Regions from separate parts of the Homo sapiens genome. Here region 2 is linked to region 1. The links are chromatin loops, found by intact Hi-C in ENCODE. Cell type or tissue: endothelial cell of umbilical vein. All regions are shown on one strand. Links, peaks and the distances in the headings refer to the core of each region. The heading gives the core; the rest is flanking DNA.

Evidence for each region. A loop is a pair of places that touch in the nucleus more often than their neighbours do. Peaks named below come from ENCODE experiments on the same cell type or tissue, not always from the same donor. Only the 100,000 strongest peaks of a DNase experiment are listed, where the experiment ranks them.
Region 2: a loop joins it to region 1, with 27 times the contacts of the local background. A loop is called at or near these places in 9 of 110 quality-filtered maps.

The regions. Positions count from the first base shown.
Region 1 is chr7:149,060,388-149,068,388 of GRCh38, forward strand. No RefSeq gene overlaps it. Among named protein-coding and RNA genes, the nearest start is that of ZNF786, 26 kb to the right of the region's middle. RefSeq lists an enhancer at 4,918-5,800 and a silencer at 5,290-5,519. In endothelial cell of umbilical vein, for the core only: a CTCF peak has its summit at 5,604 (motif pointing left); DNase peaks (open chromatin) are centred at 4,894 and 5,574; H3K4me3 peaks cover 1,125 bases; H3K27ac peaks cover 975 bases.
Region 2 is chr7:148,499,933-148,507,933 of GRCh38, forward strand. No RefSeq gene overlaps it. Among named protein-coding and RNA genes, the nearest start is that of C7orf33, 87 kb to the right of the region's middle. RefSeq lists enhancers at 1,783-2,485, 1,905-2,199 and a silencer at 2,365-2,414. In endothelial cell of umbilical vein, for the core only: a CTCF peak has its summit at 4,148 (motif pointing right); no DNase peak of the experiment used is centred there.

The sequences.
Region 1 (8,001 bases), core at 3,002-8,001:
ATTCATTCAACCTACATCATGTGATCAGTTAACTTTCCAATATACAGATCATTCCCTTCTCATTTCTAAAGCCCCTGTGGCAGCCTAATGCCTTTAGGATGCAGGCCAAATCCAATGCAGCATTCAAGGCCGTCCATGAGCTGGCCTCACACAGGTTATTTCCTGCCATTTTCCCCCAAAGAATCCTATGATCTAGCCACAAAAGATGACAGGGCAGTCTTGAACGCACTCCATTTTCACCACCCTTTGTCTTTTCTCAAACCCTCTTGAAATGCCCTCTCCCATCTCCTTAACCCAGGAAAATATTTTTTTCTTTCTCTTTTTAAATCATTTAAGGCCTAGAGCAACCGACTTTTCCTTAGTGAAACCTACACAGGAAGAATTAATTGCTCCGTCCTTTGTATAAGAAATTCACAATACTTCCCAAAGTGAATTCCACAGAATTCCAGTCCTAAAGGGTGTGGCTACCAAATATTTGTAAAAAGTGTTCTCAGCCAGGTGCGGTGGCTCATGCCTGTGATCCCAGCACTTTGGGAAGCCGAGGTAGGCAGATCACCTGAGGTCAGGAGTTCGAGAACAGCCTGACCAACATGGTGAAACCCCATCTCTACTAAAAATACAAAAATTAGGCCGGGAGCGGTGGCTCACGCCTGTAATCCCAGTACTTTGGAGGCCAAGCGGGGCACATTGTCTGAGCTCAGGAGTTCGCGACCAGCCTGGGCATCTGGTGAAACCCCATCTCTAGTAAAAATACAAAAACTTAGCCAGGCGTGGCGGTGTGCTAATTTTCCCAGCTACTTGGGAGGCTGAAGCAGGAGAATTGCTTGAACCTGGGAGGCGGAGGTTGCAGTGAGCCTAGATCACGCCACTGCACTCCGGCCTGGGCAACAGAGCAAGACTCCATCTTAAAAAACTAAAAAAAAATAAAAAATACAGGCCAGGCGCAATAGCTCACGCCTGTAATCAATGCTCATCTTTCCAGAATTGGGAGGCTGAGCCGGGCAGATCACCTGAGGTCAGGGGTTCGAAAACAGCCTGACCAACATGGAGAAACCCCGTCTCTACTAAAAAAATACAAAATTAGCGGGGTGTGGTGGCACATGCCTGTAATCCCAGCTACTTGGGAGGCTGAGGCAGGAGAATCGCTTGAACCCGGGAGACAGAGGTTGCGGTGAGCCAAGCCCCCTTGCGCCATTGCACTCCAGCCTGGGCAACAAGAGCGAAATTCCGTCTCCAAAAAAAAAAAAATTAGCCGGGCATGGTAGCAGGCGCCTGTAATCCCAGCTACTCCGGAGGCTGAGGCACAAGAATCACTTGAATCTGGGAGGCCAGAGCTGCAGTGAGCCAAGACCGCCCCATTGTACTCCAGCCTGGGCAACAAGAGCGAAACTCTGTTAAAAAAAAAACAAAAAAAGTTGGGGGGGGGGCGGTTCTCAGATGAAATAAACTTGGGAAATGACAGATTAAACAAAGTTTAACAGGTTTATTTGTTGCAGGGCCTCTCTGAGCCTTTAAAAATGCTGACAGCGTGGCCAGGCACGGTGGCTCAGGCCTATAATCCCAGCACTTCGGGAGGCCGAGGTGGGATGATTATCGGAGGTCAGGAGTTCGAGACCATCTTGGCCAATATGGTGAAATCCCATCTCTACTAAAAATACAAAATTAGCTGGGCCTTGTGCGCGCGCCTGTAATCCCAGCTACTCGAGAGGCTGAGGCAGGAGAATCGCTTGAACCCAGGAGGCGGAAGTTTCAGTGAGCCGAGATTGTGCCATTGCACTCCAGCCTGGGCAACAAGAGTGAAACTCTGTCTCAAAAAAAAAGAAAAAAGAAAAAATGCTGAGGGCAATTGTAAATCTGCCTTATCTGGAGAACACCTTTGGGAACATGAAGTGAAATTGGGGCCATTGGCAACTATCATTCTCAGCATATGAAAGAAACCTATGCAGTTGGAGAAAATAAGGTCAACACAGAGGGAAGCAAAACTAAGAAGAAAGAGCACAAAAGTGCCCTGAACCACGGCGTGAGCCCCTGCACCCAGCCAGCTGTGAAGACAATCCGACCACTGGGCTTCCTATTACATGAACCTATAAGCTACTTTTTATTTTTCCTTTAGGTACTTTGAGCTGAGTTTCTGTCATCTGCAAGCAAAAGTGCCCTCACGCAATACATATGCCTTTTTTTTTTTTTTTTTTTTTTGAGATGGAGTCTCACTCTGTCACCCAGGCTGCAGTGCAGGGGCATGATCTCAGCTCCCTGCAACCTCCACCTCCCGGATTCAAGCAATTAATTCTCCTGCCTTAGCCTCCCCAGTAGCTGGGATTACAGGCGCCCACAACCATGCGTGGCTAATTTTTGTATTTTTAGTAGAGACCGGGTTTCACTATGTTGGCCAGGCTGGTCTCAAACTCCTGACCTCAGGAGATCTGCCCGCCTTGGCCTCCCAAAGTCCTGGGATCACAAGTGTGAGCCACTGCACCCGGCCCATATGTCTCTCTCAGTGGGCTATTTGCCCCATGAAGGTAGGGACTATATTTTATTTATCTTTCTACTTACCCCAGAATCTGATACATGGGAAGTATGCAATAAGTGTTTATTGATTTCTCCTGAATTAAATAAAGGAATGAAAATTCTGGAAAGATGAGCATTGATTTAACTGGCACATACACTTCTGGCTGTTTTGTGGGTTGCGTTCTAAGACAATAAAGCCAAAATGCAGAGACCCTAAGAAATTGGTGGCAATAAAGCATTTGATTAAGGTATTATAAGGCAAATAGGATACTTGGAAGACATGAACTAGGCATAATTATCAAGGAAATAATTTTTCTCAGGATATCCTACTGATAAGTAGGTTGCTGTCTCCAGAGGCCAACCAAGCAGCCAACAGAAAGAACAGGTAACCTGCAGAGACTTGCTTAGTCTCTGATTTCATGAATTACTCTCAAATTTTCAACAAAAACCCATCTTGCCTAGAGAGATCAGAGCTTCACAGATACTCCTCATCCCCTGCTTGTAAAGTTCCTTCTGATATCCATCCAGATTCTCCTACTCCTGTATTGAAAAACAGATGGCCATGTCGTCAAAGGTCATTGCCACTTGGAACCCCAAACACATTTCCTTTTGTCTCAGGGTGGCTTCACACCTGTCCTCATCAGTAATGTTTAAAAGCCCTTCTACCTTTGTTATATTGGGGAAGGAGTTAGGACACAAATCTTGAGAAGGCAGAATATTCATCATGTGAATTGACTTAGGCTTTAGTGACATAATTCCAGGAATAGACTTGTGATGATTTTGCTGTTCCTCTTTTCAAAAGTTAACCAGTGCTGCAAACAAAGCAGATTTATACCCTGACAGAGGTGGAATATTGAATACATAGGCCCTTGTTTTACAGGAATAGTTTGGGGAGACTCATAGAGAAGTCAATCATTGGAACTTCTGCAGACACTTATTTGTAACTGGAGAAACACAATCTGAAATAATTTGATTCAATTAAATGAACATTTGAGCAATTACCATAGGACATAGTTCTGTAAGCACCTAGCCTACTATACAGTCATATAATGTTATAGTACTGCGTGATAAAGTACACATTGAACTGTCTTCAACATTTTGAGATGTTAAAAACACCAAAAACACCTGTGTTTATAAGCAAAAAATAGTTACATCTGCAGACTTCCATAATTGGTACCATTTCTTTTTTTTGTTTGTTTGTTTTTCTTTTTTTTGAGACGGAGTCTGCCTCTGCCCCCAAGGCTGGAGTGCAGTGGCGCTATCTCGGCTCACTGCAAGCTCCGCCCCCCAGGTTCACGCCATTCTCTTGCCTCAGCCTCCCGAGTAGCTGGGACTACAGGCGCCCACCACCACGCCCGGCTAATTTTTTTTTTTTTGTATTTTTTAGTGGAGACGGAGTTTCACCGTGTTAGCCAGGATGGTCTCGATCTCCTGACCTCGTGATCCTCCTGCCTCGGCCTCCCAAAGTGCTGGGATTACAGGCGTGAGCCACCGCGCCCGGCCATAATTGGTACCATTTCACCAAAATAAAATTTAAAGTGACAGTTTGCTCCAATACAGCTATGAGAAATTATCTTCTTCAAAACATTTTGCACCAGAAAAGCAAAACATCACTTTCCCTAGAAGGTGACAAAGCAAATAAGGAAAATGCCCTTTAGTTTCCTAGTAATTAGAAAACAGAATAGAAGCTTGACTAGGCAGTCACTACCCCAGAGACGCAACACCATTAACATTAATAATACCACGCCTGTAATCCCAGCACTTTGGGAGGCCAAGGCAGGCGGGCACGTGGTCAGGAGTTCGAGACCAGCCTGGCCAATATGGTGAAACTCAGTCTCTACTAAAAATACAAAGCTTAGCCGGACATGGTGGTGCGTGCCTGTAGTCCCAGCAACTCAGGAGGCTGAGGCAGGAGAATCACTTGAACCTGAGAGGCGGAGGTTGCAGTGAGCCGAGATCGCGCCACTGCACTCCAGCCTGGGCAACTGAGTGATACTCCGTCTCACTCACACACACACACACTCGCCGGGGGGGGGGGGGGGTGGCGCACGCCTGTAATCCCAGCTACACACACACACACACACACACACACACACACACTAGCCGGGCGTGGTGGCGCACGCCTGTAATCCCAGCTGCTTGGGAAGCTGAGGCACGAGAATCGCTTGAACCCGGGAGGCGGAGGTTGCAGTCGGCTGACATGGCACCACTGCACTCCAGCCTGGGTGACAGAGCGAGACTCCGTCTTAAATAAATAAATAAAAAGAAAATGGAAGTGCCTAATATTGCAATTCAGCATTGTACTTTCACATGTGCCCTTTATGGGAATCCTTTTCTTTTCTCACCCGTAATTTCCTGTTCTTTCTCCCAATCTGCACCTCATCCAGCAGAGTCTCCGCCCACAAGCTGCGCTTAGGGAAGCAGGCACTCTCCGGAAACTCTGGACTGAGTAAAATCAATGGGTGCGTGCGGGACTCCTCCACTGATTCTTTGATTCCACAGCATTTGTACAGCACCCACGGGGGCCCCACACTAGGTGGGAAACGAAGATGAAAAGTCGCAGTCTCTGTTCCAAAGACCGCAGAGCCCAGGGCTGCGTTTCCTTCCCGGCCTTTTGTCCAGGCCCCAGGGAGCGAGCTGGGGGAAGGCTCCCCGGCCAGGGCTTCCCCACAGATTTTACTAGGTCAGGGCAGCCCCGGGGAGGCGCCTCCTCCCAGCCGGAACCGCCCGACTCCGCTTCGTCCTCTTGGGCCCACGGACCACTCCCCACTGCCCCAGCCCCAACACCTGCAGATCCTGCGAGCCCGAGCCCTCCCGCGACCGCCCAGAGAGGGTCTGACACCCGAAGGGGAACCCCAGGGACTAGTCCTGCCGTAGTCTAAGCTCTGGTCTCGCGGAGGAAAAGCAGGGGCGGCCCCCGTACGCGGGGCCTGCGCCCTTCAGCCCCAGCCCCACCCTGCGCGACCCCGGGATCTCGCTCGGCGGCGGCCGTTGCCCAGGGCACAGGCAGGGCATGCTGAGAACGCTCTGCCTTTCCTGTGCCTGGACACGGCTCGGGCTGGGATCCCACAGCGCCGCCTTCTGGCGGGAGGCACCCCCGCGGCGCTGTGCATTCTGGGCTCCCTGGATCTCTGAACTTGAATTGGAGCTGCTCCAAGCTCTCCAGAGATAACCTCCTTTAGGGTTACACGAGATTGCCTCTGAAATTGATAGGTATGTAAATTAGTAGGGATTTGGAGAATGTGTAACGTCGCCATTTTCGGTTTCAATTTTTGCTACTACAAGCCGCCTGTCTTCACAATGAAACTGTGTTATCGGCCGGGCGCGGTGGCTCATGCCTATAATCCCAGCACTTTAGGAGGCTGAGGCGGGCGGATCACCTGAGGTCAGGAGTTTGAGACCAGCCTGGCCAACATGGTGAAACCCCGTCTCTACTAAAAATACAAAAATTAGCCGGGCGTGGTGGCACGCGCCTGTAGTCCCAGCTACTCGGGTGGCTGAGGCGGGAGAATCACTTGAACCCAGGAGGTGAAGATTGCAGTGAGCCGAGATCGCACCACTGCACTCCAGCCTGAGCAACAGAGCAAGATTCCGTCTCAAAAAAAAAAAAAAAGAAAAAAGAAACTGTTATTAAATAAAATAATAGGAGTCCATTGGTTCGGACTCAGCTCCAGCACTAGGCTCCAAGAGACCACACCAAGATGGAGTTACTCATGCAAAAGTGCCACATCACCAAACAGGCCAGCATAAGGAAGACCCCTCTGCTTTTTTTTTTTTTTTTTTTTTTTGAGACAGAGTCTCACTCTGTCGGCCAGGCTGGAGTGAAGTGGCACAATCTTGGCTCACTGCAACCTCTGCTTCCCGGGCTCAAGCACTTCTCCTGCCTCAGCCTCCCAAGTAACTGGGATTACAGGGGTGTGTCACCACGCCCGGCTAATTCTTGTATTTTTAGTAGAGACGGGGGTTTCACCATGTTGGCCAGGCTGGTCTTGAACTCCTGACCTCAGGTAATCCACCTGCCTCGGCCTCCCAAAGTGCTGGGATTACAAGTGTGAGCCACCGTGCCCGGCCAGAAGACACCCCCTCTGCTTTAACCTTTAGAAGAAAAAAGTAACTTTGAAACAACCAACCCACTTTTAGTTTTCTGTTTCTGCTTTTCCCAAGCTTTTTCTGTCCATAAAACCAACCGCGGGCCGGGTGCAGTGGCTCACACCTATAATCCCAGCACTTTGGGAGGCCAAGGTGGGCAGATCACGAGATCAGGAGTTCGAGACCAGCCTGGCCATCCTGGTGAAACCCCCGTCTCTACTAAAAATACAAAAAATTAGCCAGGCATGGTGGCGCATACCTGTAATCCCAGCTACTTGGGAGGCTGAGGCAGAATTGCTTGAACCCAGGAGGTGGAGGTTGCAGTGAGCCAAGATAGCGCCACTGCTCTCCAGCCTGGGCGACAGAGGGAGACTCCTTCTTAAAAAAAAAAAAAAAAACCCGCCTTGGCTGGCTCATCCAAACACTTATTCTGTTTTTCTGTTTTTGTTTTTGAGACCGAGTTTCGCTCGTTGCCCAGGCTGGAGTGCAATGGCACGATCTCGGCTCACTGCAACCTCCGCCTCCCGGGTTCAAGCGATTCTCCCGCCTCAGCCTCCCGAGTAGCTGGAATTACAGGTTCGCATTGCCACACCCACCTAATTTTTTGTATTTTTAGTACAGACAGGGTTTCACCATGGCCAGGCTGGTCTTGAACTTCTGACCTCAGGTGATCTGCCCGCCTCGGCCTCTCAGAGTGCTGGGATTACAGGCGTGAGCCACCACGCCGGGCCACTTATTCTGTTTCATGGGATGAAGTGTTGCTCAATTCTAGAATACCAAATAAGCCAATTAAGATTTTTAAACTAAATGTGTTGTAATTTTGTCTTTTGACAGTGCCATTGTACAGGTGATTCACTACTCCACCACTCCACTCACCTACTCACAATGACGGTTTTCAACATTTCAGGAACGGTTTCTACCTTAGGCTCAGAGCAATTCCTACTTCTCCCTCATGAGGAATTGGAGGAGGTGGTGATAAAATTCTTCATCTGGTTGTGAGGTGGTATTTCACACAACTCCTTGATAAATATTGGAGGTGATACTGGATACAGGAAAACTTACAATAATCAGATTGTTACAGGTAGTTAGGCATCAACAGGGCAGCAGAGGGCTCTCTCCCGACCCACTAGAAATGTCAGGTGATGGTTCAGCAATTAACAAATTGCCTCTCTAAGAATGAGAATTCGGCAGCCAGGGAGAGACAATCTCTTGATGGTCCACACCTGTTAACATTAAAAGTGTTAATTGAATACAGCCCCCCAAGCAGCAGCTTCTTGGGCACCCGTGTTAAGAGACAAATGGCGAAGTATAGGCCGGGCACGGTGGCTCACACCTATAATCCCAGCACTTTGGGAGGCTGAGGTGGGTAGATCACCTGAGGTCAGGAGTTCAAGACCAGCCTGG
Region 2 (8,001 bases), core at 1,538-6,537, 560 kb before region 1:
GGATCAACACCCCTGAGCATGAAAACATCATGATACCCCTATATGGATTTAAAATAAAAATAAGACTAAGCCACAAAAAAATATTGTTTTGCAAAATGACACACAGCACACAGGAATGCCAAAATTGTTTTAAAGGCTTTCCCCTAGAAGTTTCTCATCTGGGTTGTGAATGGGTTTTTTGATGGTGGTAATGGTGGTTTTCGTTATTGTTATTTTTACTGCTGCTGTATTGGTGCCCCAAGCAAGTGACTAGCCAGCATTCTGTTATCCAACAGCATTCCTGAACCAGCTATAAAAATCATCAGACCAGTGAAAATGGCTCTTATTTGAAAATTCATAAAAATACAGAGTTAGAAGGAACATTAGATATAATCTAATCCAAACTCCTGTCATGAAAAAGAAATACCCGATGCTTTAAAATTCACAGGGAAAATTGTTCACATCCATCATCTAATTCTCAGCTCCACACTGTCAGGCAGCCCATCCCACATCAGTCCGCCTTCTCCCCGGATTTCTGGCCATTTGTCCACAACTCTACACAGCTGAGAGCAGCAGTGGACACAGACTCCACTCCCTGCCCAGAAGTGAATGCTGATTACTCAAATCCCTTCTCCTCCAGGAAAACTCTGCTGAAAAAGATTCCTTATACCACTCGGATACCTCTTAGGGTACCTCTTAGGATACCTGGATCCTAAGAAAGATGCAATGAAAGACAACTGTGGAGACTGTCATGGTTGGATGTGAGGTCACTGCTATATGAAATCTCGCCTACAGGACAGACTACGTTTCTTTGTTAACCAGTTTGAGTCAGTTTTTCTGTTTCATGAAGCCAAAATAATCCTACCCAATATAGGAGGGCATTTGAGTTCCATTAAACACATGAGGAGCTGAGGCTCAAAGATAAGTTACTTCCCAAACTAGCACAGGAGCAGAGCCAGCACTAAAAGCCCCCGACAAATATTTTAACTCATTCTACTACACCCCAGAGCATGGGGGCTGATGCTTGAGCCACCCCCTACAATGCCTCCTCCATGTGTTCAACTCACGTTTTATTTCTTGAAACCCAGAGGGCACCTGGTTCTCACCTGCCTCCAGGCGAGCCACTGGGGACGACATTCAAAGAGATCTTGTTCTTGTTCACAACAGAATCATTCCTTCGTGGACTTGCCTGGTCTGCTACTTGGAGCAACCTCAAGGCTGCAACTCAACAAGCATCGTTAAATACACAGGTAGATAATTAGCAAGTTTGTTGCCAGCTGCTACCTGGAGTTTGGACACAGAAAAGATTTGAAGGCAGCCGAGATTGCCTTCAGCACCAACTTTAGAGTCCTGGCTTGAAAGCTGGAACCTTTGCGTCCTCCTAGAGCTGGGGATATTCGAGTGTAAAGAGATCTCAGAGGGGATCTTGTCCAACGGCATCATTTCACAGGTGACATGAGTGAGCCCTGATGCCAGGCAGCAGGTTAGTTGCGGAGCTGGGGCTACAACTCAGTTCCCCCGCCCGGCTCCCAGCAAAGCATTTCCCGGAGCAATCTGCAATGTGGATGGTAACACCTGAAACTTTTTAATGACCTATAATTCTTAAACGCAAATGCACTTTGTTTACACTGACACGGCTCAGATAAGTGGAGGAACACCAGGGTTCTTGGTCCTTGCACCGGTTTAGATAAAACGACACAGACACACGTGGAGTGGTTTTAAGGAATGGAGAGTTTAACAGGCAAGACAGAAGAGAGAAGAAAGAAGCAGCTCCCCCTACACAGACAGAGGGAGGGGGCTCCAAAGCCAAGATAGGAAACACTATCTTGAGTGCCGCGGATACCAACCAGTTCTGTGAGGAGGCTGGAGGCGGTGTCTGATTTGCACAGGACTCAGAGGATTGGTTTGACCAGGCATGTCATTCACGTGGCCGCAAAAAAACCGGCCTTCTCACCCTAATCTTTTAATATGCAAATGCAGGGTGCCATGATGTTCTACACACGTGGGGATATGTGGGGGCGGCCATGCTGCCAGACACATATGGAGGGGCAGGGAAAGAGGACAAGGGGGGAATCCCCATGTTAGGATGGACCCAGTTTCTAATGGCTTGCATTTGCATATCAAAGGTTGCTAGCCAGGCTCTAAGAGCCGGGGCTTTCCTGCTAGACAAGAAACTTTTCTGGAGCTACTTTAAAAGAGACAGACGCGGTGGCTCATGCCTGTAATTCCAGCACTTTGGGAGGCCGAGGCAGGCGGATCATGAGATCAGGAGATCGAGACCATCCTGGCTAACACAGTGAAACCCCATGTTTACTGGCAGGGGCCTGTAATTCCAGCTACTCGGGAGGCTGAGGCAGGAGAATCGCTTGAACCCAGGAGGCGGAGGAGGTTGCAGTGAGCTGAGATTGCATTCTAGCCCAGGGGACAGTGCTAGACTCCGTCTCAAAAAAAAAAAAAAAAAAAAAAAAAGACAGAAATTTTCCAAGGACCCCTTTTCCTCTCTAACCGCCTAAAATAATTTCTTAATAACTCCTATAACAATACCATGAGGTTCCTGGTTTTGGTCTGAACTGTGCTCACCCAGGATTCATGCTTGTTTTGAGGACCCATAGGATGGGAGCTAGAGGGCCTTATTACATAAGGAACCCAGGTGGCCTCAGGGAGTGAGCCATCCTGAAAGGGGACAGGCCAGTTGCACGTGCTTGACCCAACCACATCAGGGGCTCACATTCTAATGCCAAGTGTGTGTGAAGTGCTTGCATTTTTTATCTCTATCTTTACAATTAACCTAGGAGACAGCAACTATTATTACCCTGTTTTATTCTTAAGGAAACCGTGACCTTCAGAAGTTGCAGAACTTCCCCCAAAGTCACACAACTGGTAAGTTACAGAGCCAGGTCTCCGCAGGCTCCAGCAGAGCCTGGTCTGTCAGTGACAACTGCCCATGCAGTTACCCGCTATGCTACATTGCCCCCAAAGAAGTAACAGCTGACATATGCCTGTTTCTAATTTGTGCAAAGAACAGTTTTAAGGACCCTCTACAAAGTAATTTGTTTAACCCTAGTAACCTCCTGTATCAATTTCCTAGCACTGTCGTAACAAATTAGCACAAACTGGGTGGCTTAAAACAACAGAAATTTGTTCTCTCAGAGTTCAGGAGGCCAGAGGTCTGAAATCAAGGTGTTGGCAGAGCCATGCTCCTTTCAAAGCTTCTTGGGGAAGATCCTCCTTGCCTTTTCCAGGTTCTGGTAGCTCATTAGCAAGACAGTAGAAACATAAAGTAGCACCACTTAGGCCCAATATGACAGAATGTGACACAGAAATGTTGGTCAGAGTTCAACATATCTACCTTGGAGGCTGTAACCCATCACAGGCTCTGGCTATATCAGATGCTACGACGTACTCCCAGTATTCTGACTCCCAATATTCTAGATGCCAGGAGCACCTTCAGTGGAGCAATAGACCTGCCTACGTGAGCCAGCGGACAGCACCCAGGCCCAGCACCTCCACGGGGCCCTTCAAGAGCCGAGGCCTCATAGTTGACGTCACTATAGAACATAGAATTAGCATCAGAGACAATAGACAGAGAAAACAGTAGGCACTATATGGGGACAGAATCCTAAGAGGAAACCTATACTGGCATTTGAGGTGTGTCAGGCTTTGTGCTAAAATGAACACTTTGCTTCTGTTGTCTCACTTTATCCTCACAAGACTTCCGTGACAAATGAGGAAACTGAGGCACGGAGATTTTAATAACCTGCCCAAGGCCAAGTCCAGGTGGTCTAGCTCTGGAACCCACTGTATCACACGAAGACCTGTGACCACCAGCACATGAAGACAACCTTCCTCTCTGTTCCATTTAATCTCACTCTTCCATTTAATCTCTCTGTTCCATTTAATCTCACACATTATGTAAATATTTTCAGAAAAGCATGGGCAATTTCATCAGTAGAGGCTCAATAACACCTGGAAATTTATTCTTCAATTGTTAATTCTACAACCTAGTTTCCTGTGCATGTAGAATTCCTGTTCAAAACTGTATTTTTTAATATCAAAGGTTTACTTCTTTGTACAACTCCGATTGACAATATTGTTTCTAAATAAAGAGAAACATTCTGAAATTCCGCTACCAAACATTGAATTACAAGGAAAAAGTAATGTCAGCATTAAGCCACTAGATGGCACATTCTCACAGTTTGAGGCACAGACAAAATATTGAACAAATAAATTACCATCAACAGAACATTTTTAAAAATAGGTTCAAAATCAAATACTAGCATCAAATGTAATCAAGAAATTGTTTGTGATAGTAACTGATTGCTTAGGGAATAAAAAGGATAAAAATATAACCCCCATCTACTCCCAACCCTTACACCCTAACAATCAATAAAAATTAGTAAGACTGGGAGGATTTATAGAGAAAAGGAAATAGGTTATCTCTGTGCTTCCAGCTGAGCCTTAACTATCAATCTCTTTGGATAGGAGAGAGGGAGCCTTCTGATATTTCTACAGTTGCAACTGACAGGCTCTGTCATAGAAATTGACCACCTGGGAACCTACAGCACCCGGCTCATCCTCGGGTCAGGTTTTTGCCATGAGGCGGCAGCCGGCAGGCATTGGTTTATGGTGGTAGAAGGGGCATGTGCATGGAAACCTGGGTTTGGGCAAGTCACCTGGGTTTGGCCAGGTCACTTCACCTTTCTGAGCCGCAGGGTCCTCGCCTATATTTATAACCTATTTGATGAAATGTATATATGGTAACTACGTGAGGTGATAAATATGCTAATTTGATTGTAATCATTTTACAATATCTATCAAATCATCACATTGTACACTTTAGAATATATAAAATTGTTATTCGTCAATTATACGTCAGTGAAGCTGAAATATATGTAAGTATAAAATATATATAATATGCATATATCATTCACTTGGCAGAGTTACAGTAATGGTTGGGAATAATGACTTTAAAGCACCTCCCACATTCAACAGTTGTCAGATCATTCTTTATAGCTGTTACATCTGTGTCACTTTGGGAAAGTCACTTCACCTCTCAGAGTCTCAGACTCTTCGTCTGTGAAATAGAGACAGTTCTCACCACTCTCGGTCTTCAAGCCATGACTCCTACATTTTATCTTTCTTCCTTCCCTGATTTGTTTTTCTCAATAGCTCTTAATGCCACCAGACATAATTTTGATTCATTTGTTTGTTTATTGAACATTTCAGCATACAAAAATGCAAGTGCCATGAGGGAGGGCTTACCCTCCATCTGGTTCACTGCTGTGGCCCAGCATCCAGGACAGGGCCAGCATACAGCAGGCACGTATAAATATCTGTGCCAGGAATGAATGAATAGCACTACCTCAGACAGTTGCTGCAGACTTAGATAAGCATACTTTAAAAGAGTTTAGCACAACATCTGGCCCACAGTAGACATTCAGTGAGCCGTAGTAGTTAGTATGATTACCTGTGTGTCTTTTTTTTTTTTTTTTTTGAGACGGAGTCTCGCTCTGTTGCCCAGGCTGGAGTGCAGTGGTACAATCTCGGCTCACTGCAACCTCTGCCTCCTGGGTTCAAGCGATTGTCCTGCCTCAGCTTCCTGAATAGCTGGGATTACAGGTGCCCGTCACCACACCTGGCTACTTTTTGTATTTTTAGAATGTTGGCCAGGCTGGTCTTGAACTCCTGACCTCCGGTGATCCACTCACCTCAGCCTCCCGAAGTGCTGGGATTACAGGCGTGAGCCACTGTGCCCAGCTATGATTGCTTATATGTCTTTGTGCATGCAAGTGTAGAATCTCTCAAAACCCCAGTTACTGTATTTCCAAGTGGAACACAGGTTTGCTATCCAGATCAATTGAGAAGACATGTGCAACTCTTAGCTCAATACCTGGCACACGTCCGTCTATCAAGGCTCTGGTAACAGAATCAAGGCTGTGGAAGTTGGCAGCACTCACTTTTCCTACGTGAGGAGCTCACAGAATACACTGTCTTCGTTTCCCAGGTCTGCAGAAACAAATTACCACAAATGTGCTGACTTGAATCCACAGAAATTCATTCTCTCACAATTCTGGAGATCAGAAGTCTGCAATCAGGATGTTGGCAGGGCCACAGCCCCTTCAAAGCTACTAGGGGAGGCTGCACTTCCTTGCCTCTTCTGGCTTCTGGTGGCTCCAGGCATTCCTGGACCTGGGCAGCATCACTCTAATCTCTGCCTCCATCTTCACATGACCTTCTGTGTCTCTTCTCGTTGTGTCTCCTATGATAATTGTCATTGGATTGAAGACCCACCCTTATAATCCAGGATGATCTCATCTCGAGAACCTTAATTGAATTGCATTTGCAAAAACTGTATCCAAATAAGGTCACATTCTCTGTCTCAGAGACAGAGACACAGACTGGGACTCTAACTTCTGCCTTCACCAAGGTCTCTGACCTACAAATAGGCTGCATTCCAAAGGACTGTTTGTCACTCAAAATGTGTTTTCCCAAAGAAACAATGCCATAAATGGAGGCTAAGTTCTCAGGCACATCAATCTACAATAGTTTGTATGACCGTCATACAGATAAAATTGCATACAAGTGAATTTCTAAATCATAGTGAATATCGGCCTGGCGCGGTGGCTCACGCCTGTAACCCCAGCACTTTGGGAGGCCGAGGCAGGCGGATCACCTGAGGTCGGGAGTTCGAGACCAGCCTGACCAACATGGAGAAACCCCATCTCTACTAAAAATACAAAAAATTAGCCGGATGTGGTGACGCACGCCTGTAATCCCAGCTACTTGGGAGGCTGAGGCAGGAGAATCGCTTGAACCTGGGAGGCGGAGATTGTGGTGAGCCGAGATCACGCCATTGCACTCCAGCCTGGCAACAAGAGTGAAACTCCATCTCAAAAAAAAAAACAAAACACAGTGAATATCATCACATCTAATAATTAATATTAAAAATCATAAAGTTAAATAGATCATTTTGTGTCTTAAATACTAGTCCACACTTACTTAGAGGGAGATAAGGAGGCAGATGAAATTTTTGATGGAGATGCTAAGGGGCTTCAAAGGATGAGGTCGTGATCTTTGTTTCATTTAATTTCCTATTTTAGGAGTTTCTTTTTTTTAGTGAGGCTTTATGACTAGTGGCACTCTTACACCTGCAAGCTGGTTATGAATCAAGTTGGCAGAAGGAAGAAACAAGGAGAGATTTTTCTGAAACAACCCATTAAATTCCCCTATGCAAAACATTAGCCTATAAAGATTCTTAAATTTTCTGCCTAGACAATGATATCAATTGCTCATAATGACAGTTCTGTTACTTCCTTTTTGACTCTTACATGTTTCATTTCATCTTTCTGTTTTACTGGGCTTGGTAGGCCCCTCGGTACAGTGATGATGTAAATACCCTTTTTTTTCTTTTTGAGACTGAGTTTCGCTCTGTCGCCCAGGCTGGAATGCAGTGGTGCGATCTCAGCTCACTGCAACCTCTGCCTTCTGAGTTCAAGCAATTCTCCTGCCTCAGCCTCCCAAGTAACTGGGCTTACAGGCACATGCCACCATGCCCGGCTAATTTGGAATTTTTAGTAGAGACGGGGTTTCACCATGTTGGCTGGTCTCAAACTCCTGACCTCAAGTGATCCGCCCACCCCAGCCTCCCAAAGTGCTGGGATTGCAGGCATGAGCCACCATGCCCAGCCGTGAATACCCTATCTTGATCCTGATTTTAAAGGAGATACTTTTAACGTTACGTCAGTAACTATGAAGTTTGCTGTCTTTTTGTTTGTTTTTGTCAATGCCTTTCATCATAATAAAGAATTTCTCCTAAAATCCAGGAAGGCTAAGAGTTTTACTCTAGTTTTTGTTTTTTAATCATGAGTAGATATTGAACTTTTTTAACTTTTGAAATAACTATAGGCTCCGATTCCATATAGCCTTCACTGGGTTTCCCTCAATGGTATCATCTGCATCACTATAGTACAAAAGCACAACCAGGAAACTGATATGAATACAACCCATGGATCTTATTCAGAT